Linked DNA regions of Homo sapiens: region 1 is linked to region 2. A link is a contact called in ENCODE Hi-C or POLR2A ChIA-PET data. All regions are on one chromosome and are shown on one strand. The core of a region is the stretch at or near the end of the contact, and the rest is flanking DNA. Distances in the headings are between cores, read along the strand shown. Region 1 overlaps ADD3-AS1 (ADD3 antisense RNA 1). Region 2 overlaps ADD3 (adducin 3).

Region 1 (3,338 bases), core at 388-2,887, 76 kb before region 2:
GCAATAAGCAGCAAATAACTCAACTGTAACACACAACAATGTTCTATCTCTTTATAATGGCTTTCCCTAGAGTTACAGGGACAGCAGATATTTGCTTGGCCTTCCAAATAGTTTTAAGAACTATTTTGCCACGGCATAACACAGGTCACCATTTCTTCAGCCTATTCTGTTTTCTTGCTTCCCATGGCACAACTACTGAGTGCTACATATTATGATTATTTCATACATTAGCACTCTTTCTGACACTGACTTCTTTACTACTTAAGGTAAGTAAACTGCTGTTGAAAATAAATCAAAAATGTATAATGACTCAAACACAATAGAAATTTATTTCCTTCCCACGTAACAGTCTGAGGCAGTTGTTCCTGGTCATTAAGTGGGTCCACTTCACACAGTGATTCAGGAATCAGACTGCCTTACCCTGTGGCTCTGCCACTCCTAAAACTTCTTCATCATCTGCATTCAGCTGCAGAAGGTAAAGAATGTGAAGGGGCATACCTGTTTATTACAAGTTTTGACCTAGAAAGGGTCCACATAACTTCCACCTAGGTTCTTTTAGCAAGAACTCAGTCATATGGCCATATCCAATTACAAGAGAAGCCAGAAGGTACATCCCCCGCTGAACAGCCATTTTCCAACAACAACTCTATGTAGTTAACAGGGGTAGGCAAGCTATAGCTGGCTGGCTGAATCCAGCCCAGTGTCTGTTTTTGTAAATAAAGTTTTATTGAAACACAGCCATGCTCATTCATTTATGTATTATCTATGGCTGTTTTCACACTATAATAGCAGAGCTGAGTAGCTGCAACAGAAACCACACAGTCCACAAATCCTAAAATCTTTTTTCTCTGGCACCTTGACGGAAAAAATGTGTTGACCCTTGCTTTATGCTATGGAGGCTGGAACTGTTGTTGCCATCTTGCCACCACAAGGGGGAGTTTGGAACTACTGGGGCCCACAACATGGAGGCTTAAAATGAAGCCAATCAAAGAGAAGGCAGAGCCTAGAGATGGAGAGAGACCAAGCCCTGATGACCTCATTTGAGCCTTGAAGCCCCACTCCTGAAGCCAGCTAGCCTTGGGCTTTTTTGTTGATTCAATACAGTTCATTCTTCACTTAAACCAATTTGAATTGGGTTTCCTGTCCCAACAGAAAGGGCCCTAATTGATAACCTCTCCTACTTTAGCAATAGCAGGCAACATGAGAGGGAGTGATATTTGTCTTATACTCAAAGCATAGTGATGAAACTTCAGTCTGATTTAGTACACCAATGGGTCGGACACGGACCATGCACAAGTGCTACTGAGGTGTAAAACCAACATGTGACATTTCCCCAGTTTAGCCCTGCAAGCTCTTGAGACACTGCTCACCGAAAGCTTCTTATGAATATTTCATGTTTCTGTCTGAGTCGATCAAATTTCTCAAAGCAGTTGAGGTGAGAGTGAAAGGCAGGGGTTCAATGAAGCAGCTGCTTAATGATTCCCTAAGTCTTGGGAGACCCTGGATAAAATTTGGCCAAGAAATAAAGGCAGAGATTTTTTCAGTCCAACCTGTCCTGGAAAGGCACTGTGTCATCTCACGCAATGAAACATAATAGCCAGTCTCTCTTCCAGGCCGAGCTCTCGGAGCTCTCTGCAGGTGCACTGGCAGAGCCTGGAAAGGTTGGCAAAGGCCAGGTGGCTTTGTTCCCCTGCTGCCTCCTCTTTAGAAGTTGCTCATTACAGAGCAGGACGGTGGTGTTATATAACACAAGCTCAGCCTGATTCCACTAGAGTACAAGGGAGAGGAAAATGTCTAAATGTCTTAAACACACTGCAGACTGAGACCATATATAGGACTCTTTAGACATTGACAGACGGGCAATGCATTGAAGTCATAATACACCCTAGACTTCCTGTACAGTGCCCCTTATAAACGCAAGCACTTGTTATATGATAAGAGTCTTCTAGAGTAGAGCCAACAACAGCAAAGCCTGTATTTCTAATAATTCTTGGGGTTGGCCAAGCAATCTCTTTCCATGGATCTCCAAGAGCTTTGCAAACATTTGCTGTGAAGAAACCTCACACACACACACACACACCCATATTTTTAAAAATCACCCTTGTGAATAAGGGTGATTATACACACTCCCATTTAATTAACAAACATGTCCTCTTGTAACCACATGCCTCCTGTGACATGAATAAGACATTCAACACCCAGGAGGTGGAAATGAGTCCTGCTGTTTTTTAACCCTTTGTAAAAGTATGAGAACACTGTATAAAGGAGGTGGTTTCTGAGCAGAGGTATGTAGGACAAGAATGCTGTAAGCCATGGAAGCACCGAAAGGCAGAAGCCCTGGAGGCTGTGAGCATGTAAACAGTCATGCCTGTACAAAGCTGAGCTCAGTCATACCTGTCCAGGTCCCTCTGGGTCAATCTATGAAGTCTCGGAGTTGGAAGAAGATCAGAGGAAGTTTTATTCAGGGAAATAAATGGTAGCCAAGGCCAAAAAGAAAGTTTAAATAATGGTCATCTAGGTGAAAAGCACAAGGTTGAAGCTAGAAATATAGAGCTGAGGGGTGAGGCAAACACAGAAAAATAAGCCAGAACTGAGGTCAGGTAGGGAGGTCAAGGGCAAGGTGAGCCAGGGCAAATGGCTGTAGCTAGAGAAAAAGAGAGATTTATTTTTTTTTAATTGGCTCATGCAATTGTGGAGGCTGGCAAGTCTGAAATCCATACAGCATGCTAGCAAACTGGAACTTCAAATGAGAATCATGTTGCAGGCTTCTGCCTAAAATTTTAGAGCAGGCCAACAGAATTTCAACACAGGCAAGATTTCTATGTTGCAGCCTAGAGGCAGAATTTCTTCTTCCGCAGGAACCCTCAGTTGTTACTCTGAAAGCCTTCAACTGGATTGGATGAGGCTCGCCTGCATTACGGAGGGTCATCCACTTTACTTTACTTACAGTCAACTGATTATGAATGTTAACCACATCTACAAAATACCTTCACAGCAACATCTAGACTAGTGTCTGACCAAACAACTGAGACCATAGCCTAGTCAGTTGACACACAAAATTAACCATCGTGGGGTGTTTAAAGATGCCAACAGACCAAAGTGTTTACGAAATTCCTTACTCATAGAGATGTAGGGCTAGAAGATACTCTATAGGTAAGGAATCTAAGAACTGGTCCTTAGATTCCTTATCTATAGAGTATAGATGAAGAGAGTATGGTGGAAAGTGATACCTGGATCACCCAAAAGATGGCAAGGACGTAGGCCTCCTAAACCCCGTCCTGTGCTTTTTCAAACTCTGGATCTAGATATCCTAAGCCCCAGTGTGCCAACTCCCACGC
Region 2 (3,433 bases), core at 402-2,901:
ACTTTTTTTTTTTTGTGATAACATTTAAAGTTTCCCCTCTTAGCAACTTCAAAGAGATTTAATCTTATTGGCAGCCAGTTGAACGGTATAGATCAAGCCTATGACTTTCTCACCTGGAAAATCAGTCACAAAAAATGTTTCAGATGCCTTCAGGAAGAGATACAAGAAGAGTCTCCTTTGCTAAATGCCAGGAATATCAAATCTTGGACTTCAGAGACTGGCCATATAAGGAAAGAGATTTTTATAGACAAAGAGGGTTGAAGTAAAATAATGGGATAGAATAAGCATATTAAGCTGGATAAGTGTTATGTAATCCTAGGTCATCTCTTAATGGCCATGTCCTTGACATTGTTGCATTAAGAATGAGAGCTCGGAGAAATAGTCCATGTGTTGGCATGCTAGTCTCTAAGTTAGAATAGATGTGATCACAAATCATGAGTGCTCTTAAAGGGTGGATCCTGCATTCACTCATCCACTTCTGCCTTCATTCAGGCTCAAGCAAGTGGTGGTGACTTTGGAAAGATAAGGAGAGAAAAGGAAGGACAAAAAAGGAAAAAGGGAGTAAAACCAGACTGGGGAAGTGGGCAGCAGGGATACTTGGGCAAATTCAGAGTGCATAGTATTTGTACATGTACATGCATATTGTATTTATAATACTAAGAGCTATGTAAACTGTAAAATACTATTTCAGGAAAGAGTATAGTATGCTAGAAAGAGAATTTCTGACTAGGTGGTGTGGATTCAGCTTTCTCAGCTCTACCATTACCCTAAGTGTGTAACCTTATGAAAGTGTTAGAATCTGAAATAATCGCTATTCTATTAATACTTCTCTGGCTTTCCTTCCTGATTAAGATCATGCTAAGTTTGAAAACACTTTGTGCGTGCTCATATGCTGTATACATGTTGTTATTGTTTTTATACTGTTAATTATTTCTCTTCATCTAAAGTATTGCCTACCAGAAACTTTATCGAGAGGAAAAAATTTGTACCCAAGAACACACACATTATGATTAAGAGAAGTTAGAGTTAAATTAAATAGCCAATTTAAATAGAGCCAATTTGGCTCTCATCCCTAGGCTTTATAAAAGAGACAGTGGCAGCCTTGTGGGTGAGGGGAATGTGGACCTAATTACTCATTTAATTTAATCATTCATCCCTTTAACTCCTTTAAAACCTGACTTTTATAGGTCGATTATATAATGTGTGTGAGCACAGTGTTTCTCTTTGAATGAAAAACCCTGTTGAATGGCTTTACAAAAAGAAGATTTTGATATATTCATAGTAATAAACTTGGTTTGCATTTCTCTGAGGCTTATGGTCTTCAACTTCTGACCAAGTTAGTGAAGGGCTGCTATAACTACCAGATGGCAGTCTTTTCTGATCCAGTGTTAGATGCCAACAGACTAATAGCAGAATAGATGTAAGCAGAATTCAAGCACAGCATTTGAAGTATTGTTTAAATTGGTCATCTAGCAAATTTAATATAAAGAGGATAAAGAGAATATGTTCATGTCGCCATACAATTGTTTGGTTCTCAGGGCAGTCCCAGAATGCATCTTTAGTTTGTGTTCCATGTAAAATGCAGGGTACAGGGATATTTTGCCAAGTGCTGGTTTGAAATTTACTTGGGATCCATCCAGCTGGCAGATCAGCTGTGCTAATCAGATGGGCCCGTTTCTGGGGAATGGGATTTCATAGAGGGAGCAGTGTTCTTGAAGTATAGTTACTTAAAAACCAGTTAATTTTTAATTTAAAAATTCTCATAAGTGCTATATTAAAATGTATATAGTGCAAGTATTATGTATATAGTGCAAATACTTTGTGCATTCTTGTAAATAATAAATAGGGACAATAAAGTCATTGTGCTATACTCAGCTGCCTTTAATTTCTATTTTGAATCTCTGGGACCGTAATTTGCTAGTTGCCTGCAGTGTTTATTAGGATTAACTCATCTGCATTTCCCACTAATGTAGATCATTAGTTCTAAGAGATTTCTCAGGATAAATAGTGCCAAATATGTTTGGGAAACTACTTTCTGTACCATCTCTTAAAGGTTTATATTGTACCTTAGCATAGCAAAGACTGAGAAGTACAGCAATTAAGTACAGGGTTTGCTTTGTTTTGTTAAAACTCAGTGTGTCTCAAGTATGTCACTAGACCACAGAAATCAGTCTCTAGTTCCATCCCGTGGAGCTCCTGTTTCTTAGAACACTCTTAGGGAAAACACTGCCCTTAAGTTATGAGTTAACAAATCTCTAGAGTTTATTTTTTTGATTACATTTTGGAACTACTACAATTAAAATTTGTAGTTACAAATATCTCAGCCTAGGGGATATAATGCTTTTGTTTTAAAAATCAGTATTCATAAGGTCATTTTACATAGAAATGTTAATTTCTATGGGGTATGTCTTTGAATTGATATTGACATATATCTTGGGACATTTTGGTATTTTGTAAATATAATTTTCCTTTTGTTTCAAAAAATTACATTTTTTGATAAACAAGATAATTTCTTTAGCAAGTATTTTATAATTTAAAATTATATTTTTTCATTAATAAAATAAAATATAATTATTTTAAATTCAACTGTAAGATAAATGTTTTAGTAGCAATTAAACTAGTCTGTAATTCTCATTTGAGCTGAAAGGAAAACCAAAGATTTCAATAGTCCAAGATACTGCCATGTAATCAGTTATTAAATGGGGCTTTGAGACTCTCAACCTAGACAATCATACTCTAAAGATAAGCAAATTACTTACGTATACCAGTCTACTGTTTATATTCTCTAATCTGAATATAAAGGGTTTTAAACATTTCTTTGCTTTCCATGAATTCCTTAAAAATGACATCTGAGAATGTTTTTTAAAAAATGTTATATCTAAATGTGGATCTTGAATCATCCCCAGGTTGTAAAACAGGAAAGTTGTGTCGTTTTGTGAGTAATAGGAAATACTAAGTATAGACAAGCTTCTAAGTGTAAGCCAATGCATACATTAAGTAAATTAAACCAAAAAAGATTAACCAGCCATGTTTCAGGTTTTGGAACATGTAATGTATAAATGTAACCTACTAGAAAAATAGTTCTTTGCCATTAACCCTCAAACCAAATCATGAGACAATTTTTTCAGTTGCATTTGGAAGACCATGTTTGTTAGCTTTGGCTTACCATTTGCTGAATAAATAAAAATGGCATGTTTAATGCTAAGTAGTATTTATAACCAGACCATCAAACACCAAGTGGAATTCTGAGGGAGGGATTCTTTCATATTGAAATATAAAATAAACGTTTTGTCCTTAGGGTTTCATTAGATGGTACAAGATCTGTAAGGTAATGAGCTCATCCATTTCTCATCATTATGTCAGCGCCCCCTTGCTGCTATACCTTCATTGATATTCCCTTTCCACCCTCTGCTCTATCACCAACCCCATCTAT

What was found. Hi-C counts contacts between places; a loop is a spot of excess contacts on that map. ChIA-PET counts read pairs that join two places held with the same protein, here RNA polymerase II (POLR2A). Pooled maps may share reads with other maps.
Region 1: a map with no recorded cell type shows a loop between it and region 2 (6-fold over the local background). The contact joins two enhancer-like sites. A Hi-C loop is called at or near these places in 7 of 37 single-sample maps with no recorded cell type and 6 of 50 pooled maps. POLR2A ChIA-PET finds 5 or more read pairs at or near these places in 2 of 52 experiments (GM10248 and activated naive CD4-positive, alpha-beta T cell).

What each region holds. Positions count from the first base shown.
Region 1 is chr10:109,955,919-109,959,256 of GRCh38, forward strand. All of the region lies in intron 2 of ADD3-AS1 (ADD3 antisense RNA 1), which reads right to left. Among named protein-coding and RNA genes, the nearest start is that of XPNPEP1, 34 kb to the left of the region's middle. RefSeq lists enhancers at 682-731, 982-1,111. Within about 2 kb of position 1,638, at least 4 of the 41 ENCODE cell types and tissues checked have a DNase peak (open chromatin) inside an H3K27ac peak, as active enhancers do.
Region 2 is chr10:110,031,905-110,035,337 of GRCh38, forward strand. All of the region lies in intron 1 of ADD3 (adducin 3), which reads left to right. Among named protein-coding and RNA genes, the nearest start is that of ADD3-AS1, 25 kb to the left of the region's middle. RefSeq lists a silencer at 247-541. Within about 2 kb of position 1,652, at least 2 of the 41 ENCODE cell types and tissues checked have a DNase peak (open chromatin) inside an H3K27ac peak, as active enhancers do.